Regions from separate parts of the Mus musculus genome. Here region 1 is linked to region 2. The links are chromatin loops, found by intact Hi-C in ENCODE. Cell type or tissue: heart. All regions are shown on one strand. Links, peaks and the distances in the headings refer to the core of each region. The heading gives the core; the rest is flanking DNA. Region 1 overlaps Spidr (scaffolding protein involved in DNA repair). Region 2 holds the start of Cebpd (CCAAT/enhancer binding protein (C/EBP), delta).

The links. Peaks named below come from ENCODE experiments on the same cell type or tissue, not always from the same donor. Only the 100,000 strongest peaks of a DNase experiment are listed, where the experiment ranks them.
Region 1: it touches region 2 in a loop (7-fold over the local background); 3 of 42 quality-filtered maps call a loop at or near these places.

What each region holds. Positions count from the first base shown.
Region 1 is chr16:15,975,639-15,992,025 of GRCm38, forward strand. All of the region lies in intron 8 of Spidr (scaffolding protein involved in DNA repair), which reads right to left. Among named protein-coding and RNA genes, the nearest start is that of Cebpd, 97 kb to the left of the region's middle. In heart, for the core only: no CTCF peak of the experiment used is centred there; DNase peaks (open chromatin) are centred at 8,913 and 9,453.
Region 2 is chr16:15,877,861-15,894,247 of GRCm38, forward strand. Cebpd (CCAAT/enhancer binding protein (C/EBP), delta) reads left to right here and starts at 9,426. Exons shown (of 1, transcript NM_007679.4): 1 at 9,426-11,685. The coding sequence starts at 9,465. The coding sequence ends at 10,271. It overlaps Spidr (scaffolding protein involved in DNA repair), which reads right to left. Exons shown (of 20, transcript NM_146068.4): 20 at 11,364-11,925. The coding sequence ends at 11,770. In heart, for the core only: CTCF peaks have their summits at 8,791 (motif pointing right), 9,726, 10,292 and 11,333; DNase peaks (open chromatin) are centred at 9,411, 10,241, 11,881, 12,241 and 2 weaker places; H3K4me3 peaks cover 2,731 bases; H3K27ac peaks cover 1,926 bases; H3K27me3 peaks cover 711 bases.

The sequences.
Region 1 (16,387 bases), core at 4,694-12,693, 97 kb after region 2:
TTGTCCCCTGATTGTGGGATAAGGCCACCCACCCATCACAAAGTTTTTAACCCAGGAATGTTCCTGTCCAAAGGAAATACAGGGACAAAAAATGGAGCAGAGACTGAAGGAAGGGCCATCTGGAGACCAACCCAGCTGGGTATCCATTTTGTCTGTAGACACCAAACCCATACACTGTTGCTGTTGCCAAGAGGTGTTTGATAACAGGAACCTGGTGTGGCTATTTCTTGGGAGGTTCTGCTAGCAACTGAACAATGTAGATGTGGATGCTTGGAACCAACCATCAGACTGAGCTCAGGATCCCAGTGTGGGATCCTCAGAGCTGGCAGAAGGACTGGAGGAGTGGAGAGGGACTGCAATCCCATAGGAAGAATAACATAGGCTGGTTGGACCAACCAGTGCTCCCAGGGACCAGACCACCAACCAAGGAGTGTACAGGGAGGGATCCATGGCTCTACATACATAGGTAGCAGAGGATGGCCTTGTCTGACATCAATGGGAGGAGTGGCTTTTGGTCCTGTGAGGGTTTGATGCCCGAGCATAGGGGATGCAGGAGCGGCGGGGAAGGATAGGGTAGGTGGGTGGGGGTACACCCTTATAGAGAGAAAAGGGTGAGGGAAGAGGGCATATGTGGGATGGGGGGGTGGTTTGTGGAGGGGTAACCAGGAAGTGGGATATCACTTGAGATATAAATAAATGGAATGATTAATTTTAAAAAAGCATTTTAAATATGAGGAAAAATACTTTGCATGGAATTTCATCTTCAAGTTATTGATATAAATTTCCCCCAATATGCTAATAAATATTCTGCCAAACATCAAAAAAAAAAAACCCTGCAAAGAAGTTTCTAAGGTATTTCTTACATAATTTCCAAAACTAAGTATATTTCCATATAACCACTGTTTTTATTATTTTATTTAATTATCTTTAACCCCTAATAGTCTACCATCCGACATTTCATCATCTTATTCCTCCTCTTCTGTCTCCAAGAGGATGTCTATACACTCCAATCCCCCCGACTCCACCCCACTAGACCTCCCCACTCCCTAGGGCCACAAGTCTTTGGAGGTTTGGGTACATCTTCTCCTCTGTTGTATATGTGTTGGGCACCTCATACCAGCAAGTGTGTGCTGCCTGGTTGGTGGCTCAGTGTCTGAAAGATATTGGGGGTCCAGGCGAGTTGAGAATGCTGGTCCTACTACAGGTCCCCAGCTTCTTCCACCCTCTCCCTAATTCAACCACAGAGGTCCCCAACTTCAGTTCAATGGTTGGGTATAAGTACCTGTGTCTGTCTCGGTCAGCTGCTTGATGGGCTTCTTGGATGGGAGCCTAGTGGCTCCTATCTTCAAGCACACAATAGCATCAATAATAGTGACAGGCCTTGGAGCCTCCCCTTAAGATATACTCCAAATTGGGACCAGTTACTGGACCTCTATTCCTGCAGTCTCTTCTCCATTTTTGTCCCTGTAGTTCTTTTAGACAGGAACAATCTGGGTCAGAGTTATTGACTATGGGATGGCAAATCCATCCATCTACTTGATGCCCCGTCTTTCTAGTGGACGTGGACTCCACAAGTTCCCTCTCCCTAGTGTTGCCCATTTCATCTAAGGCCCCTCCCTTTGAGTACTGAGAGTCTCTCACTTCCCAGGTCTCTGGTACATTCTAGAGGGTCACCCCACCTCCTACCTCCCTAGGTTGCATGTTTCCATTCATTCTGCTGCCCTCAGAGCTTCAATCCTGTTTCCAATTACAATACCTGATAATGTTCTCCCTTTCCCCCTCTCCCTTCCCTCTCACACTCAGGGCCCTTCCTCCCTCTGCCTCCTCTGATTGCTTTTTTCTCTCTCCCAAGTGGGATTGAGGCATCCTCATTTGGACCCTTTTGCTTGTTAACTTTTTTGAGTTCTGTGGATTGTATCCTGGCTATTCTGTACATTTTGGCTAATATCCATTTTTTAGTGAGTACATACCATACATGTCATTTTGGATCTGAATTACCTCAACAAGAAGATATTTTCTAGTTCCATCCATTTGCCTGCAAAAGTCAGGATGTCCTCGTTCATAATAGCTGAGCAGTATTCCATTGTGCAAATGAACCACATTTTCTTTTTTTTTTTTTTTTTTTAATTTTTCGAGACACGGTTTCTCTGTATAGCCCTGGCTGTCCTGGAACTCACTTTGTAGACCAGGCTGGCCTCGAACTCAGAAATCCACCTGCCTCTGCCTCCCGAGTGCTGGGATTAAAGGCATGTGCCACCACCACCCAGCTTGAACCACATTTTCTATATCCATCCTTCTGTTATGGGACACCTGGGTTGTTTCCAGCTTCTGGCTATCACAGATAAGGCTGCTATGAACATAGTGGAGCACATGCCCCTGTGGCATGGTAGGTCATCTTTTGGTTATATGCCCAAGAATGGTATAGCTGGGTCTTCAGGTAAATGTATTTCCAGTTTTCTGAGGAATCTCTAGATTGAGTTCCAGAGTGGTTGTACCAGTTTGCAATCCCACCAGCAATGGAGGTGTGTTCCTCTTCCTCCATATCCTTGACAACATAAGCTGTCACTTGAGTTTTTGGTCCTAGCCATTCTGACTGGTGTGAGGTGGAATCTCAGGGTTGTTTTGATTTGCATTTTCCTCATGACTAAGGATATTGAACATTTCTTTAGGTGCTTCTCAGTTTCCTAAGTTGAGAGTTCTCTGTTTAGCTCTCTTCCCCATTTTTTTAATTAGATATTTTCCTTATTTACATTTCAAATGCTATCCTGAACGTTCCCTGTACCCTCCCCCGGCCCTGCTCCCCTACCCACCCACTCCCACTTCTTGGCCCTTGCGTTCCCCTGTACTGGGGCTATAAAATTGCAAGACCAAGGGGCCTCTCTTCCCAATGATGGCCGACTAGGCCATCTTCTGCTACATATGCAGCTAGAGACACGAGCTCTGGGGCTATTAGTTCACATTGTTGTCCTACAAGAAAATCAAGAAGAAGGAAGACCAACGTGTGGATACTTCATTCCTCCTTAGAATAGGGAACAAAATACCTATGGAAGGAGTACAGAGACACAGTTTGGAGCTAAGACGAAAGGATGGACCATCCAGAGACTACCCCACCTGGGGATCTATCCCATAATCAGCCACCAAACCCAGACACTATTGCATATGCCAGCAAGATTTCTCTGAAAGGACCCTGATATCGCTGTCTCGTGTGAGGCTATGCCAGTGCATGGCAATTACAGAAGTGGATGCTCACAGTCATCTATTGGTTGGAACACAGGGGCCCCAATGGAGGAGCTAGAGAAAGCACCCAAAGAGCTGAAGGGGTCTGCAACCCAATAGGTGGAACAACAATATGAACTAACCAGTCTTCCCCATTTTTTAACAGGGCTATTTGGTGGGATCTGGGTACAGAGAGCTGTGGCACAGGGTCAGTTCTGGGGCACATATATAAATCAGAAGGATCCCGTTCCCAGTTGTTCTTTGGTTCCTGTGTCCCTATGGCTCTGGGCAGGTCACTCTTATGCCAGGATATTGAGCAGAAGTGCTGGTCTCACCTGTGCTCTCAGGTGTGTCAGCTCTCTTGGGAGACCAGCTCACTCCTGGTAGGACCTGGATATGGAGATCTGTTAGTTCTTCTTTAATTGTCTGAGAAAGGAAGGAAGATGGTTCCTAAAGATGAGTCAGGATGAAAGAAGATCAAGCCAGAGAACTCATTCCAGGTTTTACTAGTTCTGACACCGAAATTCCACCGACTTTCTCTATTCTGGGCCCAGTCTTGAATGGGTAGAAAGTAGATGTCATACCTCTGAATATGTGTCTTTTCGAAAGCACTGGTCTCAAATATCATGTTCTCAATGAAAGTCTGGTTTCTTAAATATCTTGGGGTCTTTGCTACAACATAGGCTATATCTCCAGAGCTTTATGCACTAACATATAGGGCCTTTATATATCAGGAATTCAAAGCAACAACATGCTGGAAAATTCTAGGGCTTGTATTCATTATCTTGAAAAGCTAACATTCCACATATCTGCATAACTAGCAGCACAGGGAAAGCACAAAGGTCCACTGCCAGCATGAGATACAGCCCAGCATCCTTGGTCTCCAGCAGGTATCCTGGGGGTTCTATCTTTCCAAGAATTCTCTTTTAAAAGGAATTTGTATTTTTATATCCTAGATACCTGGATAGGAAGGAGTTTGCCCCTAAGGTATACTTTCTGTCCAAGTATAAAGTGTGCAAGTTTTAGATTCTTTATTACACATGCTTTGTACCTTTAAACTTGTTCTTGTTCCTTTCACTGATAAACCATAAATTTTTCATGTCGCTCAGCTCTCTCTCACTGTGTATTTGTCGAAGAGCCAAGAATAGTAATCATGGCACAAAATAAATGGCACAATGCAGTATATGAACCATACAGCCAGGTTTTCTATAACAAAGCCCTCATGTCTTAGTATTGTTTAACTGTTAACTTGGTATCAATTAACTATTTTCCTCATTGCTGTAACCAAATATAAGATGCAAGTTAAAGAAAGCAATAACTTACTCTGACTCATAAGTTGAGGATATAATTACGGTGAAATAAGTTTGTCCCTGACATTCTTCACATCCTCACATCTTGGTGAAACAGAACTCTGATAGATGGCACTAGAGGTGGTGCCAGCATATAATTAAAACTCTACCTTTCCACTAATACACTTCTTCCAGCTAGGCTCTACTCCCAAAGGTCCCACAATTCCCTAACAGCTACCAGCCGGGGTTCAAACATAGGAGTGTGAGAGGTTATATTTTATAAGTATTTATTTTGGCCTATTTGTTTTCTTGATGTTCAGTGTTCTTTGTATATTATAGATAGTAACCCTCATTTTGTAGGCTGCTTCCTCCCCCCGAATGATGGTCTCCTTTGATGTACTGAAGCTTAAATTTCATGAGGTCCAGTTACTATTTGTTGATCTTAATGCCTGCGCTATCAGGTATTCTGTTCAGAAAGATTTTTCCTGTGTCTGTAACTTCCCTACTCTGCTCGATCAGGTTCTGGGGACTAAGTTTTATACTGACGTCCTAAGTCTATTTGGAGTTTAGTTTTTTTTTTGCATGGAATGAGGTAAGAATCTAGTTTCACTTTTCTACATGTAGCTATACAATTTGAGCAGCACTATTTGTTGAAGAGGTTGTCTTTTCTCTAATGTACTGATGGCATCTTTGTCAAAAATTGTGTCTGTAAAAATACAGGCTTATAGCTCTTCCCTCACCCTATGCCCCCATCTCTTCCCTAAAAAATACAGGCTTATATGTGGGTCTTCAATTTGGTTTTTTTTGTTTTTTGTTTTTTGTTTTTTGTTTTTTTGAGACAGGATTTCTCTGTATAGCCCTGGCTGTCCTGGAACTCACTTTGCAGACCAGGCTGGCCTCAAACTCAGAAATCTGCCTGCCTCTGCCTCCTGAGTGCTGGGATTAAAGGCATGCACCACCAAGCCCGAGTCTTCAATTCTATTCCACTAGCCAATGTTGGTTTTTATGCCAGCACTATGCTATTTTTATTACAATAGCTTTGTAGTAATTTGAAATTTGAGATAGTGATACTTAAATTTTTTTTTTAATTGTTCAAGATTATTTTGGAAATCCTAGTTCTTTTGTGGATGTTGCCTTTGAATCTCTAGATGTGTTTCAACTGGAATACCTACAGAAGCTCCATAATTAGGAATGAACCCTGGAGGGCTCTCAAGGTTCGAGAACAAAGAGAAAGAGGATTAACTTTGGGAGATAAGAACAGGGAAGAGTAAAAAATATGGAGAGAGATAACTAAGACTAAAGAACTTCTGAACAAAAATATGAAAAACTACTAGTGCAGAAAATTCCTTCAATACAACCCATACATCTATTGTTTAAATAGAGTTAACTTATAAAGGTCAACAATGCTAGATACCACAGGTTAAGAAATGAAAGTTCAGTAAGTCTTTCAAAGGTGTTAGCCAGTGAAATCCCAATGATCACTCAAACACTGCAAACTTTTACCACTGCACTTGGTTATCCTCCAGACCGTGACTACAAGACCTAGTTGCTGAAGCACAAAGAATTCAACTTAGTCCTGATGCAGAAGTTCCTTTACTCCTAACAGCTGCCTTTCATAATGCTGGCAGGTGCTGTGCATGCTGCCATAGTATATCAACGGTCATCTGACTTACAGCTGAGAACCTTGAAAGCTACTGTAATTATAGGCCTGGCGAGGCATGTCCACTGTTCCGACAGTTGCACCAATGTCACGGGAATAAAAAAATTACTTTTTAAAAAAATCGGATTAAAGGCCTGCTCCACCATATCGAGGCCAAGAACCTGTGGCTAGAAAGGTCATAGGCACTAGGGAATAACCTACTGCTCTAACTCTCCTAAAGCACCGCCAAATAACGTATTGCTACACCTGTGTGCTGTGTGTGCATCTCTCAAATCTCATCCAAGCAGCTTTGTTTTTCAATAGTAGATGGTGTTTAACAGAGTCCCACAAGTAGTACAGGGGCAGAGAATAAGAGTCTGGAGTTCTCGGCCCTAAATGGTACATCTAAAATACACCTCTTCTTGCCAAGGCTCAGGGATCATTGTGGAAGAAAGAAGAAGCATGTCCTCAGGTGTTGATTGTGAAAAGCAATTAGGGTTCCTAGAGCTAAAACTCCAATAAATGTACCTCTCTTCCCAGGTCTGTGATCTTTGGAGTATTTCCTTTTTTGAGCTTTGTTTATTCTAGGTCTCCAGTAATGTGACAATTAGTTTAAGTTTTCATACCATGATTGCTTATAGAAGTTTGTGATTTTCTATACCTACTTGATAGCCACTCCAATGTTGGAAGTAACTGTGGGATCTCTGGCCTCAAAATGCTCTGATGGGATCTGGCAACATGGTTCAGTAGGTATTTGTCACCAAATTGGATAACCTGCATTTGATTCCTGGGACACACATGAAAAATTATACTCTGACCTCCATATGTGTGCTGTGGCACAAATGAGTTTGTTCTTCCATCCAAGATATAAAATTAAAAAAAAAAACATAAAAAAATGTTAAGTGCAAGACTTTGCACCTAAGAGAGCTCACTACAGCTGAGGTTACTGAAATAAGAACTGTACAAGATTGTAGACTGAAAGTCAATATTTCATCATGGATGTGTTATTGCTTGCTGTGAAGGCTGGAGTGCCATTTTCTTCAGTAGTATAACCACTGATAAACTGCCCATGCTCCAGTAAATATTCTCTCTCACCCATGCTAATATAGGCAACCCTAATTTACCTCAGTGGTTCACACACACACACAAAAAAAAAAAAAATACATGAAATTAGGATGAAGCCTTGCTGAGAAGAAGGATTTCAGTGGGAGAGGGAGAGTGTCTGGCAGAGACAAACTGGAGTAAAAAGAAGTACAATTCATGACATATAAGACACAGACAGTCCACTGCTCCTTATTTCAGCCCTCGAGATTTTTTTTTTTATAAGACTTTGATGAACCTTAGCAACCAGGGACCCTCTCAATGAACCACACGGAGCTGGGGATCGACGCAAAAGCAAGAGGAATTTATTGTTCCATAGTGCTGGGGTCGTCCTGCACCTGAAGGAGAGGCAGTGACCCTGGACTGCCTGTTCAGCCAGGTTTTATACAATTTTCAGGGGTATATTGGGCAACAGTCACTAGGCACAATGTGATTGGCAGAACAGTGTGACTTTTAAACTGGTCCTTAGGGAATGAGGTAGCAAAGGCTTTCCTTATCTTCGGATGGCCAATGGTTGGTCCCGCCTGTGTTCTTTTTGAAGAATGTAATCAGCCTCTTGCTTCTGGAGGAGAGAGGTGCCTATAGGCTCTCTGTCCTCGCTCTTCTAGGAGGGGAAAGGGGAATTTTCCAAAGGTCCTGAGCTGACCTCTTCATCTTTAGTGTGAGATAGTAAATTCTGGGAACAGGCCCCCAAAGACCAGTCCTTTTCTCTGTCTTTTCCAAATCCAGAGGCTATAAATTTGAATCAAGGAAATCATTCAATATACTACCTCTTAGGGTGTGAGGGCTGACTTGCTTTCATAGGCACTGGAAAAACAATCCATTCAGATCCATCTTCTATAGTAGTTGCCAGGTATCTTCATATAACCATCAAACTACAAAGAACAGAGACTTTTCTGGTTTCTATGACTCTAGAGAGGAGAAGTCCATCCCATAGATAATCCCCATAACTTTAATCAATTGTGTCCGTTGCTTGTGTTCCCTCTAAAGTAACTGAGAGACAGGCCCACCAGGCTCTACAACAGGGCCTGTAACCTCTCCTTTTAGAAGTTCGTTTTTACATACACAAGAGTTTAAAAAGAACAAGGAAAAGGAAGTATCCTAAATTTCATCTGCTGGCCTTGTTGAACATCAATGGGAGGAGAGGCCTTTGGTCCTGGGAAGGCTGGATACTCCAGTGTAGGGGAATGCCAGGGCAGGGAGGCAAGAGTGGGTGGGTGGGTGTGGGAGCAACCTCATAGAAGTAGGAGGAGGGAGGATGAGACAGGGGGTTTCCAAAGGAGAAACTGGGAAAGGGGATAATATTTGAAATGTAAAAAAAATAAAATATCCAAAAAAAGTTTTCATCTGCATTTATTAATAACATAGAAGCAAGTAATAATTCAGCTATGACAAAACTGGAAGTATTAAAGGGGAGTGTTCTCTGTCCCACTCCCAATTCCAGTAAGTGGAATATCAGAATCCTCCACAGAATCATGTGACCACAGGCAGCCAGCAGCTGCCCACTGGCACTGTATGTAAATGAACTCAGTCACCTCTTGGGTTTTCCCCTCTCCTCTCCCTCCTCTTTATAAAGGACACAAAATCATAGAGGGTAACTAACTGAAGTCTGCTCTGTACTTTTAATTGCAGGCAGGACGCCAAAGTACAAACACAATGACTGAATTCAGTTTTACAAGTAAACACTGGAACTGAATTCACCCTAGTCCGGGAAGAATGCCTCTGATCACAGCTAGCAGGAAATCCAATTCAAAACAGGGTGTGTCATCCTCAATTCACACTGTGGCCTTTATACCTTTCATAAAATTCTTTGCATAGTAAAGTTTCCTTCTTAAAAATGTTCCCACAGAGACTAATCTTCATTCATTACATTATACTCAGAAATTGCAAGAGATATCTGAATTCCAACAACTACCACCTTTTGGTAGAGAGCTGTAGCCTTGTAGCCTTGTCACTTCTGTTCGTTTTTTTTTTTCTCCTCTCTCTCTCTCTCTCTCTCTCTCTCTCTCTCTCTCTCTTGGTTACTGATTGTTGAATAATAAGAGCTCATCAATCATTCTACCAACTCCCTTCTAATCTCTGAGTTCACTCTGACTTCATGCCAACTTTCAATTCCCCTCTTGTTCTCTCGACCACTGATAAGTTAGTATGAAAATGCTGAGGCCCTGAGAGAACTTGGACAGCCACATACTTTGGCTCAACCACATCATAACTGTGCCAGTTGGTTCCTATGCCGGTTTCTTGTGCCTCCAGAGTTGGCCAAGGCTATCAAACAACTTCAAGAAGATGCACATATGTACAAATGTTGCTGGCCTCTAGTTCTGCAAAGGGCCTCAAGAGAGGTCTGGACTTATGCCAGCTGCCTATGGCCAGCCTTCCCAAAATGATGCTGTAATTATAGAAGCCAAGAGGGACTTTGGTCTAGCACATAAATCAGTAAGCTAAAAGTCAGTTACAAACATATTAAACTGTATATGTATGTGAGGAAACAATAGGAGAAATGATGAACAGTTTTTACAAACTGAAAGACTTAGGTGTGGGAGGACAGAGTATGTCTTAATTATATCATGATACATTATCAAGTATTATCAGGCTTGAAGGCCACAGAGGATGGACACTCAGTTATAATGACCTTTGGACTTCACCTTCTGTTTCTAACCAAAATGGAGAGTACAGGCAGTGCCTTGCACTATCTGTACTGTGCTCTCAGTTGAACACACGCCCTAAATCCCCAGGCGTTTGAATTTCTAATTGGACAGAAGTGCCCCATAACTTGCTGAGCTATTAAAACCAAGATTAACGGTTTTTAACAACTTCATTTCTGAAGGACTTGACTGCTCAGCTAATACTGTCCAGTCTCAGCCCACTTCATCCTAAGGTAGGTTATAGTATCCACATCATAATATGCTTTCTCTCCCTTAGTGCCTCCATGTGCTCCCAACGCAGTAGTGCAAATTCATGTTGGACACACTTCCTGATCCCTCCCAGTTCTTTTGTGAGCACAAAAGCATCGTGGAAAACTAAAGACCTAGGAGCTGAGGAAAAAGCCAAAATGAGATCATTTGATGTTCCTAGTTACAAATAGATTTCCTTCACCTTCATAGTGGGAAGATATGGACTCTACTCCTTTGGGTCAAGATGCTAAAACTCTCCATTCCTTACTACTTACAGTTTCCTTCTGTGTATATATTGCTGTGATAAACTACAGGCTCTTTCCTCATTTCGGGCTGTATACCCCAGGCCACTTTCTCTTGCTTCATAAGTACTTAAGACTCTTATATTTATACTAATCTCATTTAAATGCATTTTATTAAAAATGGTGGCTATACATATGTATGTTTCCTGGGTGTCCTATTGCCATATAACAAGGTCTATTTTTTCTTATTTTTTTATTTATTCATTTTTAAAAATCAGAGCAAGGAGTTATATAAACCAGACCTGACTGTGGGGTTTTCAGGCTTTGAGGAAGTTATTTTACATAAGGGACCAACTGGCTCTCTCAGACTTCCCCCATGGTTATAAACTTCCAACACACTGTGGTCAGAGTAAGTGGCTCTTTCTCTTTGGGTTTCCTCCTAACCAGTCCACATCTTTAAAAAAAGGACATCACTGCCATATCTAAAAGACTTATTCATTCTTTTACCAAATTTAAACAAAGAAAAGAATAAAATTTGATTCCTACTAATCAAGGAGACTGTGGGTCCTGAACACATAGGTTGTTGTATAAAAAGACTGCTAAGCAAGCCTACAGGAACAAGCCAATAAGCACTTCTCCTTCATTGCCTCTGCTTCAGTTCCTGCTCTGAGTTCCTCCTCCAACTTTCTTTTAGGGAGTTCCATCCTCCTATAGACTTTACTAGTTATACCATCTGGTAGGACAGGTCAGACACTTGCTGATCATGTTGATTTGCTAGGAAGAATTGATTTCATTTCCCACTGCTGACTCTGCAAAATGTGCATTAGTTACTGGCTTGCCTCTGAGTCTTTACATCCTCTTTGATCAATAGAAAGGTCATTTAGCAGAACTACAGGGTCTGTTGAGAGATGTCCTGTTATCTATCCATTGAAACCTATCTGGCCTAGAGGCAAGGGTCAATATATTGACTGCCTTCTTAGCCCTATGTATTTATTACTTTTGGACTTCAATTTTGGTCGTTGAGACACCCAAAAATCATTTACACTAGTTTTGAACAAAAGCTTATACATAGAGCACATCTGGTTGCTTTTTATCTTTTCCAAAATGGATTTATTAGGCATGGGGTTAAAGGTCAAATTGCTATTAGTCACACTTTCCAAAAATTGATATAAATTGCCTAGTAAGTTAAACAAAGTCAAGTTTAATTTTTCTTTTTAGGCTTGGTGATAATGTTGTTTTCATCATGGAGAATACATCTGAAAGCCAAATCAATAGGAAACAACAGTTTGGGAACTGAGAGTTACCTTAGTCACTAAGAACTAAGTTTTCTGGCAGGTCAGGATCAGGACTCACAAGCTTTCTAGAGAGTATTAGTATCCTGTTCTGCTCAATCTCACAATTTAGTGAGAAACAGGACCCAAAGGCATAGTGGGAATTGTGGGAGCATTCTCTCACCAATTCCAGAGTTATTTCAGACCACAGGGATTAAATTATTTGACCTATGACCCCACACATCAATCTTTAACAGAATGTCCGACAGAATCACCTACAGGCCAATCTAATGGAGACATTTTCTCAATTGACATTCCCTATACCCAGACAACTCTAGCTTGTACCAAGTTGATAATAAACAAATAATCAAACTCGTAAAGGTACTTACAAAATTAAATCTAATCTAATCCATGAAGACTAACAAGATTTATTTCTATTGTAAAAATGAATTTTATCTTTCTCTCTTAAGCATTTCTTTCCTCTTAGCAATTACCAAGAATTAAAATTGTAAGACCTATTGTCTTTCTCCAAAATTTTAATAAAATGATCTTCTTTGTTCTGATGTTGTCTTTAAATTCTTTTATCAACAAGATTAAAAACTCACAAAATGGAACCCTGACTATAACAACTCTGATTGTAATATTTTACATATGCTAGCTTTAAGTGTAAAGTTGTGAGATTTAAATAAAATACAAGATGCATAGTTATATGTTAATGCGTGACTTACAAACGGATAATATTTTAGTGTAAGCATGTGCTAGGCTTTCTCTGATATTCCCATTTTCCCTGCAACATTATTCAAGTATCAACTCATCTACATCATAACTGACATTTCTAAAAATAACTTAGTTACACAAACATCTAGTGGAATAGTAGAGGTGGATGACCCTAATATCCTGGTGTTTCAGCCTCCCCTTCCCACAGCTATGACGACAAGCATGTGCCACCACTGCTGAACTCTATCTTACTCACTTAACTTTTATTTGCTTATTTGTTTAGACATTTATTCATGTTGAGTACTGGGCTCATGCATTCCTAGTCCTCTTTTTAAATAATCAAACAATACTGAATACTGAATGCACTCAACACAGTGTTATTTAGCTTTATTGTTTGAATCAGGGGTTGGTCCCAAACTCCTTTGTTCCTAAGACCTGGAATTTCTAATCCTTCTACCTTTTCCTACTGAGTGTGGGATCATAGGCATGTGCCACTATACTAAGTTTATTCAGTACTGAAGATAAAACTCAGGGATTCATTCATGCTAGGCAAGCACTTTACAAGTTAAGCTACTTTCCTTACGTCAGTGATTTGTTTTCTTTGTGAATACACTTATATATTAATCAACATAGCAGGAGTAGTCATTAGCCCAGGGTCACTAGAACAGCTATCATGTGAAGATGTCCTTTTTATATTTCCACATTGAATCTAGCCAAACTTTCAACCAAGAGGAGAAAATAAGTGGATTTATTTGCTCCCAGATTCGAGGAAAAAGGGTAGATAGTCATGAAGCACAAGTGGTGCAGGAAAGCGTACAACTGGAGTAACAGGTCCATCCTTCAGGATCCAATTCTTTTCCATTCTTACTAACTAGGAACACTCATCCTTAACACAGAACACTCCCCACTCTAATGACAAGATTTCCACCTATATAAAGTGACTGCAGTGGCTGGGGGCATGGCTTAAGTGGTAAAGTACCTGTCTAGTAAACATGCCAGCACAGTTAATTTCATATTCCAGTACTAATGTAAAAAGCCAAACAAGGTGGAAAGGGCTGGAGAGCTATAGAAATGAAGAACTTGACCAGCCAGCATAGCAGAAATGATGAGCTTCAGATTCAGTGAAGAGACTGTTTAAAACAAAAACAGAAAACAAAACAAGGTGGAAAGTGACTAATGAACTCATGCCGACCCTGACCTTTGACCTCCACCTTCACATGAAAACACATGTATACATTACAACACAAGTACACATGGGTTTTATTTTAATTAAAATAACCATCACCATCTGGGTTATTTGTTTTGGCGTCTCTTTAGGAAGAGAACTCTAGAGAGTTTATATTCCCTACACACAACATCCTGATCATAATCGGCCCATTCCTTGCACCCTCAACCCTCCAAAACTTCATTCATATTTGTTTTTCCTTTTAAGAAGCTGTATACCTGTCACATGTTTCTTACAACTTCCCCATTAGACTAAATTTCTAAATTTTTATCTCTTTGGGCATATTCTATTCAAATTACTTCCAACCAGCAACTCAATAGCTCCAGAATCCCAGCCAAAGAACACATAGCATGGATTTGAATCCACTCTCCTACCAGCTGAATGACAAACTTATCAATACTTTCAGGTTCTGGCAATTTAGGAAATTGGTATTAGAGTCAGGCCTTTCTAGGTATTATGGCAGAAGGTGCAATGAGACCTACCCTTTATATACAAGCAAAGATATGACTTGCACTTAGAGGCAGGAGCCAGCACACCAGTCTGAGTAGTCAGGTAGGTCACCCATGGGGTACAAAGGAGAAGAGAACAACAGTTGTGTTGTTATGTAAGACAGAGAGAGTAAGAGACTTTGAAACAGCTAGTCCTAAACAGAATGTCTTTAACCAGCCACCCTTCTCCCCATGACAAAGCTCAGGGAGCTATGGTGAAGAGGAGGTGGAAAGGTTCTCAGAGCCAGAGCAGATGGATGACACTGAGGAAACCAAGTCTGTGGACACAATAGGACTAATGCACATTTGAAGACCCAGACTGTGGTATAATGCACAGGGCCTGCACAGGTTCAAATCACATGTGGTGCCAGCACTGAGAGCAGGAAGTGGATACAATTACTCATCCCTACCTAAGAAGCTGTCTCCTACTGATGTCCACATGCAAAGAAAAACTAGTTTTCTCCAATAGCATATCACTGGGGATATTAACCACATATAAGGGCAGGCCCCATGTCCAGCAGTAGATGGCCACCACACAGGAAACCCAATGGTGTTTCTGTAAACTTTCTGTCTCACTACTTTGGACACTTTCTGTCTGATTGGTCTTTTGATCATACATTATGATTTCCAATTTTGTATTTTATAGCTTTTTAAATATTTTTGTGTGTATGCTTATGTTTTGTGCTTTCTCTTTGTTGTTTATTATTTTAAACTGTTTTGTTTGCCTGTTTGTTTCTTAAAGAGAAAGATGCTATGGAGCTAGGTAGGTAGGAAGGAGGGGAGAAGCTGGAAAAACTTGAGAGAGGAAAAACTGTGATCATAATATATTGTATGAAAATATTTTATTTCTAACAAAAAAATAAAAAAACTTGTTGACCAAATCCTAATGAACTATACAAAAGTATACACTTAAACACATGCCTAGCAACTTTGGCCAATTTTAAACTAACAGAAAACCCATCTCAAGCAATAGTCTGTCCTCTACACCCACCCTTACTTCCAAAAATAAAACAGAATTAGAACCACATATTTTGTTTTGTTTAGCCAAGAACTCTAAGAAAATCTCCAAAAGCCATGCTGCCAATGGATGAGGATACATGACATTACTGGCATGCACTTTTCCACATTTCTGACAACTTTTACTAGTGACTCAGCCTCTGTACAACAGGAAGTACTCAAATGGGTTTATACCTAACTTGAGAATTATTGTTTATGTGATAGTCAAAGGGAACTATGCAGCATATTTTTAAAGGGCTTAATATTTTATTTCTAAAATGCAGAAAAACAAGTTGAGAGTATCTAAACTTATACACAGCTTTTTAGAAAGTAGGAGACAGGAAAAAGACAACTTGAGTTTAAAGTTTAAGTCAGGAAGTGACACTCTGTTTCGTGTCTCTGTTCAGGAGCTGCCTACATGCACAGGCTGCACCAGGCTCTTTAACGTCTTAATGTTGTTTTGGGTGTCTACTTGGAACACTAGATTAAGGACCAGAAATGACACTGGGAACCCAATCCCCTAAGGACAAATACTCTACAGCAGACAGTAGAATGGTTTTCTTCTCCCAGTGGACAGCCAAACAGCACAAAATTCACTAGTAGATTGCAGTTTTGTTTCAAAAGTAACTTTTCAGATTAACAAGCTTCAAAACTGCTTGCATACTGTCTACAGCTCAGTTCATCAGGGTTCTTGATGCACAGCAGGAAAGATGCTTTTTCCTTAATTATTTTCTATCTTTCTCTCTCTCTCTGCCTCTCTTTGTCTCCCTGTCTCTGTCTCTGTCTCTCTCTGTTTCTCTCTGTCTCTGTTTGTGTGTGGTGGGAAAGGTCTCACTATATAGCCTTGGCAAGACTAGTACGTGCTATATAAACCAGGCTTAGCGATCTGCCCGTCTCTGCCACACCCCACAGCAGCGCTTCAATTAAAGGTGTGCATTATCACTCTATCACTCTCAGCAGTCCCTCTCTCTCCCCTCTCCCCCTCCCCTACATATGCACAAACATATACGTGTGTGTATTTTTTATTTTTCGAGATTATACATAATGTATAATTCTCCCCTTCTCCCTCCAAACGTTCCCATATACCCTCTTTGCTCTTTTTTTCGTTAATTGTTGTTACTGTGTGAAAAATCACCCCACATCAAATAAACTCTTTCAACAGATGAAGACCATTACAGAAACCACAACCAATCAAACTACAGAGATATTGTAAACCAGTCCCCTTAAATCTTAAAAAGTTTCAAGATTTTTCAAGCAAAAACCCTGACAGTTCAGCTATTAAAGTAATTAATAAACTCAGTGTTTCAGG
Region 2 (16,387 bases), core at 5,045-13,044:
TATCAAAGCAGTTAGCCTGGCAAGGACTTACATTTTCTGAACCTTCCCCTTTATACCAATTAGCAAAGCACTCTAGACTGATGACTCTAGATAGTCCAGATGCTGCCACTACCTACGACTGGAATGCTCTTTACAGAAAGGACCCTGCTCAGACACCTACTGCCTTTTTGTGCGTTCCCAAGAACAGTCTTTGTTTGTAACAACTTGGGTGTTTGTCCCAGATTTCAAATCCATCATGAAAGAGGAAAAAGGCTACTTAGGAGAGAGCAGTGCAGAAAAAAAAAAGGAGAAAAAGAAAAGAGGGGAGGCAGCTTTACCTGGACAGTCATAGAGAGACGAGCTGTAGAGAGAGAACAAGCTAGTCACAGGTGAAGACAGAATGGGCCAGAGAATAAGGAGCTAGAAAATTAGAACCTATTGCTAAAGTTAGTATGAGGGCAAGCAGAGCAATTCAGGGGAGGCAGGGAGAGGAGGAGGGGAAGGAGGAAGAGGTAGAGGGGGAGATGGAGAGGGAGAGGGAAGGAGAAAGGCGGGGGGGGGGGGGGGGGAGATGGGGAAGAGGAAGATAGGGAGAGGGAGAGGCCAGATTGCATCAGTCAGCTTGGAGAGGAGATTGAGTCAGAACAGCTGAGTTGAATCAGTCAGCCAGAGATCAGAAAGAGCAAAAAAGGGTGAGCTTATTCAGCAGCAAGTCTCAGCGGATGAACACTTTCTAGGCCTAGATTAGAATGTTTGGAGGCTAGAAGCTCCCAGGATTAGGCCTGAGCTAGCAGACAAAGGCAGTAAGGCTCCAAGATGGCAGTTTTTAGAGGAGAATAAAAGTTACATTTACATCGTTTCCATCCACAAATGTGCCTCAGAGCTGAGGAGAGATCAAAGCAAGATCTAGATGACAGTGCTTGGTCCCCATAACTACACTCTGCATGATGAGACATAGACTCATCCTTCTTGTATTGAGATCATGAAATTTCTTCTCATTTCTTTGCCTTGATTTTGGGCCTACATGCTAACTTAAGTGGGATGACATTTTAAAGGTCCATGTTTAATCTGCGAGATGCATGAATCTCACACAGACTTATGGTCAAATGGAGGATGGGTCCATTGATCATGGAGCTGAGCTCCCCATACACAAACAGTGGGCAGCTTGGTAGAGCTGATTTTCCCTTTCTACCTATTTGCAGGTCAACAGACTTGGCAACAGAGTTTTAAGTACCGAGGCACGTTACTATCCCTATCACGGTTTCACCAGAGCCTGGGGCTTCCCGCTCTGACAGTGACATTGCTCCTATCATATTTCTATTTCTATTTTGCATTCAGAGAAAGAATTTAATCTGTTTCAGGCATGGGTTCTAATAACACCTCACTTTATGAATATATGAAAAGGAATGTAAAAGTATGAAAATGGTTCCTGGGGGCATAAGATCCAGTAGGTCAGACAGCAGGGGCACAAGATCCAATGGGTCAGACAGCGGGGGCATAAGAGCCAATGGGTCAGACAGCTCTGCCTTCTCATCTGCATGTGCAGCCAGTTAAGTTCTCCACACAGGAGTATATGCAGAATTTTTTACCTATTATGTCTTAGTTTTCTATTGCTTTGACAGAACACTGACTTTTTAAAAAAATTTTCTTTCTTTACCTTTTGAATAGATTCTTTATACATACAATATATCCTGATTACACTTTTTTCCCTCCCTCTACTCCTTCCAGCCCCCCTCACATCCCATCTACTCCTCCCATCTTGGTCCTTTAGGAAAGAACAGACTTCTAAGAGATAAAAGCAAAACATAACAAAATAAAATATGGTAAAACAAACTCCATCTCATTAAAGTCGGACAAGGCAAAACAGCAGAAGGGAAAGAGCCCAAGAGAAGGCACATGAATCAGAAACTATGTTGGTCACACACTCAGAAATCCCAAAAGTACACTAACTGAAAGCTATATTATATATGAAGAGGACCTGGTGAAGACCCATGTATGCCCTGTCCTGTTGCTCAGTCTCTGTGAGTTCATAGGACCTTTACTTAGTTGATTTAGAGGGCCTTGTTTTCCTGGTATTCGCCATCTCCTCTGGCTCTTAACTTTTTTTCTGCCTCATTTTCCTTCATGTTCCCTGAGCTTTAAGGGGAGGTATTTCAGAGACATCCCATTTAGATATGAGGGTTTCAAGATCTCTCTCTGTTTCTCTGTACTCTGTCTGTCTCTGTCCCTGTCTCTCTGTGTCTCTGTCTCTCTCTGTCTCTCTGTGTCTGTGTCTGTCTGTGTCTGTCTGTCTGTCTGTCTGTCTGTCTATCTCTGTGTGTGTGTGTGAGAGAGATATTTGGTTATGGATCTCTGTATTTGTTCCTATCTGCTGCGGAGAAAACCTGTCTGATGATAGCTGAATAGAAGGCCTTGATCTATAAGTATAGAGATATTGGGAGTCAATTCACTACCTATTTTTAAAGACCAGTAGTATTTGCTTTTACTCTAGGTGTCTGGGCCGTTTAGTTCTACTTCTTGGTCATCGGAGCTAAGTGTAGATTCCATTTCATGGAGCGGGCCTTAAGTCAAATCAGACATTGGTTGGCTATTCACGCAAGCTTTGAGCCACTATTGCCCTAGCATATTTGCAGCAGGACAGTATTGTAGAAGTAAGGTGTGTGGCTGAGTTGGCATGTTTATCTTTTGGTAGCCTGCAGAGTATGTGTTCGTGTCACAGACCCTAAAACATACAGGTGAAGGTTCTTTGAAGGTACCAGCTTAACCTCTCCATGTTCAATGAGTTGAGTAGGTGTTGTCTTCAGCAATGAGGCCTTGCTGTTAGTTTGTCTTGGCATCAACCTGGGCTGTCTGAAGATTTCTATAGGACTCTTTTGGCTAAGAACTTAATTGGATGTAACCCAGTTCCAGTACTGGAAGCTTTTTTGGTGACAAGAGATGACCAGTGGGGACTCTGTCTCCCTAGTTATTTGGTGATTTCATTTGGATCACTTTCATGTATTTTAGGATGTTTCCACTGTACTAGGTTTCCATCATGCTCAAATGCCCCTCGGTTCTATGTTTCCCCCTGTATTCCCCACCCCCCCTGCCTCAACACCATCTCCCCTCAGCTCTCCCCTCAGCACCTGATCCTCCTGATCCAGTACAAGGCAAGCAAACAAGTAAAAGCGCCCAAGGGAAGGTATAAGAATCAGAAACCACCTTCTTCACACAGGAATTCATAAGAATACTAAACTGAAAGCCATAATATATATAAAGAGGACCTGGTTCAGACCCACAAAATCTATTTTCCCCTCCCAAGGAGACCTATGTGTCACCCCATTCCCATCCTTTATACCTAACTGCTCTAGGTTTATAGATTGTAGCTTGCTTATCATTTTCTCACCAGGTAATATCCACATATAAACCAATACTTACCATAACTATTCTAGATCTGGGTTACCTGGTTCCGGATGGTTTCTTTCCTTGTTTCTTCCATTTGCCTACAAATTTCATGGCCTTGATTTTTAAACAGTTGAATAATACTTTTGTGTAAATGAACCACTTTTTCTTTATCTAATCTTCTAAGGGACATCTATGTTCTTTCCAATTTCTAGTTATTGTGAATCAAGCAGCAGTGAGCATAGTTGAGCAAGTGTTTTGTGGTGCAAGCGTCCTTTCGGTATATGCCCAAGAGCGGTAGAGTTGGGTCTTTAGGTAGATTGACTCCCATTTTTCTAAGAACTGATTCCCATAGCAGTTGTACAAGTTTGCACTCCCATCAGCAATGGAGGACTGTTCCCTTTACTCTACATCCTGGCTAGCATGAGCTGTCACTTGTATTATTGATCTCAGCCATTCTGACAGGTGTAAGGTGGAATTTCAGAGTAATTTGATTTACATTTCCCTGATGGCTAAGGATGTTGAATAAATGTTTTGCAGACATTCCGAGTTTCTTCTCTGGAAAATTGTCTGTTTAGATCTGTACACATTTTTTATTGGATTATTCAGTTTTTAGATATCTAGTTTCTTGAGTTCTTGATATATTTTGGATAGTAGCCCTCTAGTGGATGGTAGAATTTTAAATCCTATATTGAATGTATATGGAGAAGTGAACAGCCTATCTTATTCTTGATTTTTGTGGAATTGTCCTGAGTTTCTTTCCATTAAGTTGATGTCTCTATGGGCTTGCTGTAAACTGCCTTTACTGTGCTTAGATAAGTCGGTTGTAACCTTAATCTCTTCAGGATTTTTTTTTTTTTCCATGAAGGAGTGTTGGGTTTTGTCAAAGGCTTTTTCTTCATCTAATGAGATAATTCTGTGGGGTTTTTTCTCTTTCAGTTTGTCTATATGGTATATGACATTTATTGATTTATGTTGAAACATCCCTGCATCTCTGGAATGAAGTCTACTTAATCATGGTGGATGATCTTTTCATGTGTTTTTAGATTCAGTGTTCAAGCATTTTATTATTTTTGCATCTATTTTAATAGGGAAATCAGTCTGTAATTCTCTCTCTCTTTGGTTGGGAGATGTTGAATAAATGCTTCTATTTCATTCACTGGGGGTTATAGGTCTGTTTAAAAGACTTATCTGATCTTGATTTAACTTTAGTAAACTAAATTACCTATGGAGAAAACTATCTATTTCTTTTAGATTTTCCAATTTGGTGAAGTATAGATTTTTTAATGGATATACTTATGATTTTCTGAATTTCCTCAGTATTTGTTGTTATATTTCCTTTTTCATTTCTAATGTTATTAATTTGGATATTATCTCTCTACCTTTTAGCTAATTTGGATATAGGTTTGTTTATCTTATTGATTTCCTCAAGAACCAAATATTTCTTCATTGATTCTTTATATTGTAGTTCAGTTTCTATTTTATTGATTTCAGTCTCAAGTTTGATTATTTCTTGCTGTATATTCCTTTTGAGTGTAATTTCTTCTGTGAGTTCTAGAGTTTTCAGTTGAGCTGTTAAATTGCTTGTATGAGATCTCTCCAAGTTTATTAATGTATGCACTTGCATCTTAGAACTGCTTTCATTGTGTCCCATAAATTTGGGCATATTGTGTATTCATTCCTAGTCTAGAATGTCTTAAATTGATTTCTATTAATTCAAAATGATTTATTTACTTTTATTTTGTAAAATAAATATGAATATTCTTTTTTCTTGGTTTGTACAGTTAGGGTTTTGATTATTATGTCCTGTGGAGATTTCTTTTCTGGTCCAATCTGTTTGGTGTTCTGCATACCTCTTGTACTTTTATAGGCATCTCCTTAATGTTAGGGAATTTTTCTTCTATGATTTTGTTGAAAATATTTTTCTGGGATTTTGATCTGGGTTTCTTTTCTCTCCTCTATTCTTAGATTTTTGTCTTTTTATAGTGTCCTAGATTTCCTGGATCTTTTGTACCAGGAGTTTTTTAGATTTAATATGTTCTTTGATGATATATCCATTTCTTCTATCATATCTTTAATACCTATGATTCTCTCTTCCATCTGTTGTATTCTGTTTGTGAAGCTTGCTTCTGTTGTTTTTGATCAAATTCCTAATTCCTATATAAATCATTTTTAAATGAATAGAAATCAATTTAAGACAGTCTAGACTAGGAATGAATACACAATATACCCAAATTTATAGGACACAATTTCTCTAAAATTCCCTGAGTTTGTGTTTTCTTTATTGATACTATTTCCATGTTCAGGTCTTGAACAGTAAAAACTCATTTCCTTCCACTATTTGTGTTTTCCTAGATTTATGGAATTTATTCATTTCTTTTAAAAATGAGCTCTATCATATTCACAAAGGCTGTTTTTTAAGATCTTTTCCTTGTGCTTAACCTATGTAGGGATATACAGCACTCACTGTGTTAGGTTTGTTGTGCTCTAATGGAGACATTTTCATGCTGGCATCTAGGCCTCTGGCATTAGGGAGTTTACAGTTCTAGTGATGAGATCTGGTTTTGTTTTTCCTCAGAGGGTTTTGGGTTCCTTGGTTTGTTTCTTCAATGATTTTTTGGAGTGTGCTGTCTATAGATTTTCTGTTGATGTGATAGATGTGGCCACTGGTGGTACCAGGCAAAATGTGTCTGTGGGTACTGGGAGCTGACACTTAGGTATGTATGGGGATGGGTTGGGACTTGAGGGGGTCCACAGGAGGGAGGAAAACGAGTGTTTCACCAGTGTTCCCTTGAATGGGGACAGAGAGTGAAAGGAGCTTACCCCAGAAGGTCTGCTGGAGAGCCAGACATGATCCTGGGGGATTGGATCAGGAGAAACAGAAGAAGTGAAGATCTGTAGTCAGCTTCTCTACTTCCCTGGCAGAGGTTGCCTGTGGTTTAGTGTGGAATATATGCTAGAGTTGGGTGCTGAGATAAAGCAATGTATGGAGGGCGGGCGGGAAGAAGGAGAAGAAGGGGGTGGGGAGGGGAGGAGGATGAGGTCTGTGGGATCCACAGGAGGTATGGGTAGGGGAGAAGGGAAGGCTGTCACAGGTGTTCTGTGACAGAAATAGGGACGTAGCTAGGGCACTGAGTTTGGAGAGGAAGTGGTGAAAGTCTTCAGTAAGCTTACCTGACTCCCTGGTCTGTTCAGCTTCTGTGTTTAGAGGGGATGCTTGCTGCTGTTGGAAGGTGGGATAATGGGATAAGTTGGAAGTTTGGAAGAGAAGATCTTTGTGATCCATGGGGGATGAGGTCACAGACAAAAGGGAGACAGCACCAGGTGCTCTACTGCTGAGCTGGGGGTGGGACTGGGGAATTGGATCTGGAGGAGCAGAAGGAGAGGGAAAGATGTGCAGTCAGCCCACCTGCTTTCTTGGCAGCAGTCTGACCAAAGCAACTTACAAAAGAAACAGTATGATTGGCTGTATGGTTCCAAATGGTTAAAGTTCACGATGATTGAGCAAAAGCATGTCAGCAAGAATAGCTGAAAGCTCACATCTTAAACTGCAAGTAGGAGACAGGGAGAGATGTTGGGAATGGTCCCAGCCTTTTGAAACCTCAAAGCTAGCCTGTAGTGATGCACCCCTTCTAACAAAGCCACACCTCTTAATAGTCCCCAAACAGTTCCACCAACTGGGGATTAAGAATTCAAACATATGAGCCTCTGGGACCATTCTCATTCGAACCGCCATTTATTACAACGTTCTTTTCTTGATATATAGCCTCAATATGTAGCTCAAGCTGGCTTCAAATCCATAATCCTCCTGCCTTCACTTCTTGAATGCTAGGAAGTTTTACTTCTCTTCAAGCTTGATTTCATATTTCATTTTACCTAGAGCTATCAGGAAATGTTTTTAGAGTATTTATACATATTTGAGTATCCCATCTAGAGAACTGTTCTTGTATGGAGTGAAATGCACAAGCAGGACCTCAGGGAGATTGGTTGGTGTGACCAGACTGATCTTCCAAGTCTGACAGTGCTCTGTGACTCTAAGACATATCAACACTGCTAGGCTCCTGAACTTTTAAATACCAAGGTTTCCAGAATGTCCACATAGACTGGGTGTCATTGGAACCTCCAATATGTTCCATATGTGACATTGCTGAGGACAAGGAGAGGGTCTCAAGGATTCTAGCCAGAAGGCTTTTGGCAGGTGTGCTGAGAAGAGCTAAAAATGATGTATTTCTCACAGGAATAAGGCATGGGAAGTGTTCACATTCATCTTGAGTACATTTCATCTATAAAATTATAGATTAACTCAATTTATAGTTTAGGAAATTATTTTATATAATTAGTTTAATTTTTATGTTGAGCTTGAACACTTTCTCTATTGGTGGCTGCTTTTAGGCCTACATGGTTAAGTCATTTTGTTGCCACCCACGGTGCTAGGAAAGGTCCTTGAGATTGGCACAGTGTGTGGGAACAGTCATGAAAGGATCACAAATGACTGTCACAGGGGCTAAACTTTAACAGCTCTCAAATGTCACACTATATTCATGCTTTGTTGTTCTGTCATGTTGCCTTTCTCCATTTCTGGAAAATTGAAAAGTACGCACTGGTTGGCGGGTTTCTGAATACACAGAGCTTTCAGGTGCGGCCCAATAGTGGCCACGGTAGCCTGTCCTTCTGAGACATTCTAATTGGCCCCGCTGTCTTGTAAACACAACTTTTCATAAACGTAGTGAGTGGACCCAGGTATCAAAACAAGCATGTTGTCTCACTGAAAACAGCCTCGGAATGTGGTCTCTCTGAGGGATAAACACGTGTTCTCTAATCATGCTTCTATGGCATCCAGGGCTAAGAACCACGAACGTCTCCTAGGGTTTTCCTGTGCATGCATATCACATGTGCGCTGGCTTTAACCCCAGAGGCAATTAGTTACAATAGCAACATCATATGCCATTTATAAACATCACTGATCATTATGAAATTCCAAGGCTGTGTTTACCTTTTTTTTCCAAAAAAAGCCATTAAATATTCCACAGCCCCTCATTAGGATTTTCCTCAGGAACTGAAGGTAGGAGCTAGGCTGCTCTGTGTAAATCAGCTGATGTTTGTTGTCAGAACACCTGGTGAATCGGAATGAATTAGGGGAGGGATATGAGGGACACATCTGAATTTGGACAGATGATTTTCTTGACTTTTGCTTGAGACAGGCCATCAGGCACTTGAACTCCTGGGGTTCAACTACCCACCTAGCCTATCAGGTTTGAGTAGCTGGGGTTGAAATTTCTCTTCATCTTTTCACGAATTTTGAAGAGCTGGCAACTTAACACCTCTTTGTGAGTACTGATGTAAATCTTAGCTTTCTCTCAGCAAGCCACAATTTCAGAATAATATCCCTTTTGGGTACAATTTGCAAGAAAAAGAAACAGCAAGATGCTATGCTACCACCAGGTGGCACAGCTTTAATAACCAAGAAGAAATGCCAGAGCACCCAAGATCCGCTGTCAGGTGCGGAGAAACGCACCGCGGTTAGGGTGGCCATCACTCTTCCGTTGGCTTTGTGGTCAGCGGGGAGCCCGGTTGATCTGTCCGTCTATCAGGCTCTGTTGCTGAACCTAACCTCGACGGCAGCTGGGCCTGGGCACTCCGAGAGGTGTAGCTGGAGAGGGTTCGAATTTCAGGAGGCTCCCACTGGCTGCGCTCACTCTGGACCGCCGGAGGCTGAGGCCCGGGTCCGCGAACCACGGTTCACTAGTTCTGGTCTCGTGGCGGAGGTGCCAGGACTCGAGCTGCGGAGCCTTGATCCCTGTTCCGCCTTTGCTATGTCTGAAGGCGTCCTGCTTTGCGCGTGTCGGGGCCAAATCCAGATTTTCATTTCGCTCCAGGCTTGGACGGCTAAGTAGGTCCAAACCGCACAAACAGGAAGGAGGGAAGGCAAGGAGTGCGGGCAGAGGGCGGGTCGTTCCCAGCAGCACCCCAGTCCCTCCCCGCTCCGGTCTCCGACCCACTGGGGCCGGGGCGGGGCGTGCGCGTCAGCTGGGGCTAGAAAAGGCGGCGGTCCGGCCCGGCGAGGTGACAGCCCAACTTGGACGCCAGGTCCGGCCGACGCCGCCATGAGCGCCGCGCTTTTCAGCCTGGACAGCCCGGTGCGCGGCACACCCTGGCCCACAGAACCCGCGGCCTTCTACGAGCCAGGCAGGGTGGACAAGCCCGGCCGAGGGCCCGAGCCAGGGGATCTGGGGGAGCTGGGCTCCACGACTCCTGCCATGTACGACGACGAGAGCGCCATCGACTTCAGCGCCTACATTGACTCCATGGCCGCCGTGCCCACCCTAGAGCTGTGCCACGACGAACTCTTCGCCGACCTCTTCAACAGCAACCACAAAGCGGCCGGCGCGGGCGGCCTGGAGCTGCTGCAGGGCGGCCCTACGCGACCCCCGGGTGTGGGGTCTGTCGCTAGGGGGCCGCTCAAGCGCGAACCCGACTGGGGCGACGGCGACGCGCCGGGCTCCCTGCTGCCGGCGCAAGTGGCGGTGTGCGCGCAGACAGTGGTGAGCTTGGCGGCCGCGGCTCAGCCCACTCCACCCACTTCGCCGGAGCCTCCTCGAGGCAGCCCGGGGCCGAGCCTCGCGCCCGGCACAGTCCGAGAAAAGGGCGCGGGCAAGAGGGGTCCGGACCGCGGCAGCCCGGAGTACCGGCAGCGGCGCGAGCGCAACAACATCGCTGTGCGCAAGAGCCGCGACAAGGCCAAGCGCCGCAACCAGGAGATGCAGCAGAAGCTGGTGGAGTTGTCGGCCGAGAACGAGAAGCTGCATCAGCGCGTGGAGCAGCTCACCCGGGACCTGGCTGGCCTCCGGCAGTTCTTCAAAAAACTGCCCAGCCCGCCTTTCCTGCCGCCCACCGGCGCCGACTGCCGGTAACGCGCGGCGTGGGCCTTTGAGACTCTGAACGACCTATACCTCAGACCCCGACAGCGGGGAGCAGACGCCGCCCGAATCGCTAGTTTCTTTGGGACCTGCGAGCGACAGGAAGCTGCAGCTTGGGCACTGGACTGCGAGAGAAGCTATATTAATCTTTCCCCTTAAATTATTTTTTATAATGGTAGCATTTTCTACGTCTTATTACCATTGCAGCTAAGGTACATTTGTAGAAAAGACATTTCCGACAGACTTTTGTAGATAAGAGGAAGAGACTGCGCATGCTTTTTATATTCATTTTTACAGTATTTGTAAGAATAAAGAAGCATTTAAATCGCTGCAGCTTCCTATGTTCATTCTCTCCCGCACACAACATACTGAGACTTCACCAGGGAAAAGCAAGCACCTGGGAGCCACCCGACCAGGTGCGTTGCCCACACGGGGTAAGGAGATGGACGCGTTTCCTCGCGGTCTCTATTGCCCGCGGAAGGAACACGGGAAAGCATGACTAATTCATGTGTGTGATCCCAGAGTAGGCTGACCTGGGGCGGAGAACAGTTGGCCTAACTTTTAGGTGGTTGCCGAAGGGTGAGGGGGTGGAAGAGAGCTGGGAGTCTGAAACTTGATTCCTCGTTGCCTCTACTTTCCTCAATCTAGGGACAACGTGTAGATTTAAAAATGTGTACCAGTACAAATTAATATCCTAGTATATAAAAAGGGCAGCCCCAAAAGCCAGTAATTGTAATGTTTGCGGGCTTAACCCCCCCCCCCCCCAAAGCTATGTGCCTTTCTACTAAGATACTGGTTGTTCCAACCCCTTCCCTGATCTGCACGGCCTGTTGTACAGAAAACACAAACCCTCCAGGGTCTAAATACATAGCTTTGTTTGTAATTCAAATCCCTGCCCAAAGTGCAGGCTTGTGGACTGCTGTGAGTCTGTGATCTTTGCCCTCTGCAGTTCTTCAGGGTCTCTGACAGGTGGGCAGTGGAGTAAGGTACAGAAATTTCTCTTTTATACAGCTCTCCTCACACCCAACATTGTATGGGTGACAGTGCCACCTCTGGCAGCTCCCAGAACACTAAAACCACAAAGTGTTTAGGTTGGACATTTATTTATTGTAACAGAACAGTAATATTTCAATATGAGATACTGGCTGAAGCTTTACAGAACAATCTAGCAGAGAATATTAGATACTGCAAAGAAAAAACATATATAATATTGATAAATTGTAACTACTTTAAAGCTACAACAAAGCACATTTCCTAAGCCCAAGTAGCTGCAAAATGAAGACACAGAAGACATGAGAAACACTCAAAGAAACATGTTATCAAACTTGTAGGAAGGTAAAGTTTAAAAAAATGTGTATTAGAGGTATCTTGATTTTTAATTTAAAACTATCCTATTAATCTCTTTACCAGAAAAAAGAAAGAAAAGAAACCCACTAAATTTAAAAACAGAAACACTGAGTTAACACACAGCCCCTTGCCAAGCGCACAGATGTCAGGGAGGAGGCTGAGCAGCAGTGGCTCCCTCTGTACTCAGCAGCTCAATCTCTTCCAGGGTGACGACACAGCTGCTCTGCTGTGTAGTGATGGACTGGACAAAGCAGAGTAAAGGTCCCATCTCCTTCCCAAGGACGCTCTCCACTTCATAACTCTGCAGTGATAGAAGCATTCTGGTTAAAGCAAACAGCCCTGGGTTCCTGGACATTTTGTTCCCAACAACGATGCCACAGCCAGGACAAAGGTCCTTCCTTTCATAAGCTGCAGCCTTCCTTCCAACGGAAAAGGCTTTGGGGTGGGAGTTGGGGTATGTGGATTATAAAAATCCCCTTTATCAGAGCAAAATAAACTACTTTATTATGATAATTGAGTCTGGCAGTTTTTAGTGGCTGCCTGGATAAACTGGCCTAGGACAGGATTTGGAAGACAATATGCAGAGGAAGTACTGCTCTTCCATGGGGGCTGGGCTTTTGGCTTGCATATGTCTCCCACTTCCTTTGGGGACACTTCCCCAATCTAGCAACACTTGTGGCCAAAGGATTTCCTGGTGCTTGCCCCAGACTTCCCTCTTCAATTAGATTCCATTTCTTCTTGAGTTACATTGGGGTAAACATTTCTGTTTGTGCTCTAGTAATGTGACTGGAGGTTTTATCCACATAGTTAATCTTGGGAGATTTTCACCTCCAGACACAGACACAGGTACTGGGCAGCAGCATCTGTCCCTGGTGTGGCTGTGCCCTGGCTAGGCTTTTATGGATCTAACTGCAGAGTATTTTCAGTGAGTGTAGGGCTAAAAATAAAAATGCAAATTTGAGGAGACTGCAGAAGTGATGGCCAGCCTAGAGAGGACTGCAATGGGCACTATAGCCTGTCCTCTGGACGGGGCAGCTGACAAGGAACTCAGGTCAGCTACGGCCAAGGAGCTGGACAGCTGGAGAGGGCAGAGAATGTAGCTAGCACAGCTTTGGGTTCCTAGGGTATCTACCCGTGACCAGAGTTTGATCCCAGGTCTGGGCTAGACGTACCGACTATGTTCTCAAATTTAGGTCTGGGACATAGTGCAGTGGAAGGGACATAGAGATGTCTTAAGCTCAGTTAGGAAAGTTGGCCAGCCCAGTCAGGGCCTGTGAGGAAGTTGGGCCAACAGCCCTGGCTGGGCAGGCTTCTGTGGCTACAGCCTTGTCTTGAGGGTACCAGTTGATGCCCAGTGGGGCAGAGATGAACCATGCCAATGAAGCCCAGAGTGGACTGTATAGAGAATGCCTGTGTGGAGTGTGCTGGGTGCTTTGTTTTGCAGAGTCATCGTCAGGATCAGTTGGGATGTGAGCATGACATATACTGACTCGATTTTCCAACGTAGCTTACTTAATACTTTGCAAATAAACAAGGTCTACACTGTGGTTCAATAGCCTCATGGAAAAATGAGAACTGCTGGTCCAGAGAGGAAGACTGGATACTTCGCAGGTGCTTCTCTGCAGGTTCACTGTGTGAATGGCAAGCTCACAGTTTGCTTGACAGTGAGATCTGGAGAGAGTGCTAGGACCAGGTCATCATTAGGAGAATTGGCAGGAGAACGACAGAGGAGGGACAGCTAAGAACTTCAGTGCCTCTTACTATTTTCCTTAACCAATGCTGTGTAAGCACGAAAGCGATGATCCCAGCATCCCCATGGTCTTCTCTGGAAAGAGGATGGATTTTTTTCGTTTCTTTTGAGTCAAGCTCCCATGGGATGTAGCTCAGGCTAACCTAAAGCTTGCTATATAGCTGAGGACAACCTTGAGTTCCTGATTCTCCTGCCTTACCCCTCAGGTGCTGGGGTTATAGGTGTGAGATACCACACCCAGCTTAAAAGTATGTAATTGGGATTTCATAAACATCTGTGAAAAATCCTTTCATTGTAAAATGTTAGGTTTAGCTCTATCACCTAGGAGTGGACCTTAAACCCATGTTTTATACTCATAAATCATATGGATGTTTTATACTCATAAATCAACATGTGGCCAGGCATGGTGGCGCACGCCTTTAATCCCAGCACTCAGGCGGCAGAGGCAGGCGGATTTCTGAGTTCGAGGCCAGCCTGGTCTACAGAGTGAGTTCCAGGACAGCCAGGGCTACACAGAGAAACCCTGTCTCAAAAAACCAAAAACAAAAAAAACCCCAAAAAACAAAAACAAACAAATAAAAAAATCAACATGGTGAATTTAAAACATCAATACCAGCAATCCATGCACTGTCCATATGAATAGGTATCTACATATATGAAAATGTGACTGTCTGATTTTAAGTATTTATTTAATCTCATGTCTTGTTGAGAAAAACTGAGTGATGGGGTAAAACCCAAATTTTTCTGCATGCCAGGCAATGACTATTCTGCTGAGCTACCCCATGTCTATTTTTTTTTATTTATTATTATTATTATTTTGGTTTTTTCGAGATAGGGTTTCTCTGTATAGCCCTGGCTGTCCTGGAACTCACTCTGTAGACCAGGCTGGCCTCAAAATCAGAAATCAGCCTGCTTCTGCCTCCCAAGTGCTGGGATTAAAGGCGTGTGCCACCATGCCTGGCCTTTTTTTCTTTTTTCTTTTCTTTTCTTTTTTTTTTTTTTTGATACAATATATGTGTGCCTTTTCTGAAAGTTGAAGGAACAGATTTCAACCCTACATCACTGTAATGTAACCAGTAAGAAACAGCAAGAACAACAGTTAATCCCATTGCTTTTACATTCACAGTGTGGCCAAAGTAAACACATACATTTTAATACCAAGTTATCTCAACCAGAAACAGCATATTTGCTCCAGGAATGGAGTATGGTTTTTATGGAGACCCCTAATTTGATTCTCTGGATTTTGTGGATGTGAATTCTCACCCAGAAGACCCACAGATCCAGAGTGTGTGACTTGCTGCTGTGTCTGCACATAGGCCTTTGACTGCTATCTTCTGTTAGGCTCCACCCCAGGTCAGAGGGAAAGTCCTGCTTGTAGTTACTGTTAACAGAGGTAAGGGCAGTGTAGAGAGCTTGCTAAACTGTGCTCCAAGCTTGGATGGCTCCTTTGTCCCACTAGTGTGGACTAGGAAACTAGAGCACCTACAAAGGTGACACCAACAGCTATGACCTCCCTTTGTCATTTTACTTAATATCTGTGCACATGTATGTAAGGTAAATGTATATGTATGTACAGCCAGTGTCCAAGTAGATTCCTCATATAGAAGTGCATGCACTCCTGCACAAAGACACACACATGCATACATACACACACACACACACACACACACACACAGTACAGCCAGTGTCCAAGGAGGCTCATATACGGGTACATGCACACCTGTACTTCTACACATAGGAATACATGCTCACATGCCTTTTTAAAGCTCGATCAACAGGTTTTCAGTAACCAGAGCATTCTGGTTGAAGAAGTTAAGTGTGTTGCAGAAACAAGATACCTCAGCCAACAGGAATGAAAGGAGGGAGGATTTCTGCCAGTGTTCCTGGTGTCCAGGTCCCCATAGAGACATTATCTACAGAGGCCCCATCAGTGCTGTGGTGGCCACTGAGTCAGAAGGCAGATACCAGCCTCTATGCACATGGATCAGAGTGTGGCTGTTGATGGCTGTGAGTCTTAAGTTTGCTTATGTAGGGAGGTTGGGTTCATTTTGTTATTCATCCAAGCAGGACTCCCCATGCTTTCCCCCAACTGTCTCCACAGAGTATGTGTTCGTAGAAAACCCGACCCACCTTTTTTTTTTTTCTTTTTTAAAGATTTATTTATTTTATGTATATAAATAAGTACACCATTGCTCTCTTCAAACACAACAGAAGAGGGCATCAGATCCCATTACAGATGGTTGTGAGCCACCATGTGGTTGCTGGGAATTGAACTCAGAGCCTTTGAAAGAGCATTCGGTGCTCTTACCCATCTCCAGCCCCCTCCCCACCCCCCTACCCCCATCCACCTTTTTAAAGCATCCACCTGAGCACATATGTCACACTGAAAAGCTCTGGCTCACCAGTGTCTGGTCCAACGTCACCCGTTCTCTTAGCTTATGTCAGCCAACAGACACTGCTCCCTGCCTGCCTTTAAATACTGTGAGTTCTTTAATTCCCTGATTCCAACTACCAACTGTTCCTTTCGGCAGAGATAAAGCTACCTTGGTGAGATGCCTTTGTGTTGAGTCCCTCATGGAGATGGCGACAGTGAGGACCATGTGTCAGCAATGCAATGGGCTTGGTTCTTAGGCCATGGTAACTAAAGGCTTTTACATAATAAGAAAGTACCAACTTCTGTGTCTTCTAACTTGGTGTCAAAGCATGACTCTTCTATTCAGAAACAGTGATAGTGTCAGCCACAGCTCAGGTGAAAGTGCCAGGTCAGAGGTCAAGGCCACCAAAGAGCTTTAAAGCTGGTGTGCTTTGTACCAGGGGGACAGAAACTGTGGCACCGTGTGAAGTCAGGGCTGAGAACCACAGCTCAGACCAATAACCCTTACAGCTTATTTATGCAGTTTCCAGCTTCATCTCTGACAGCCTTAGCATTAGTTTGGGGTTATTGATTCCATGAGCTACCTACAGTGCATTTATTTACAGACAGCGTCTCATGTAGCCAAGGGCTGCTAGCTTC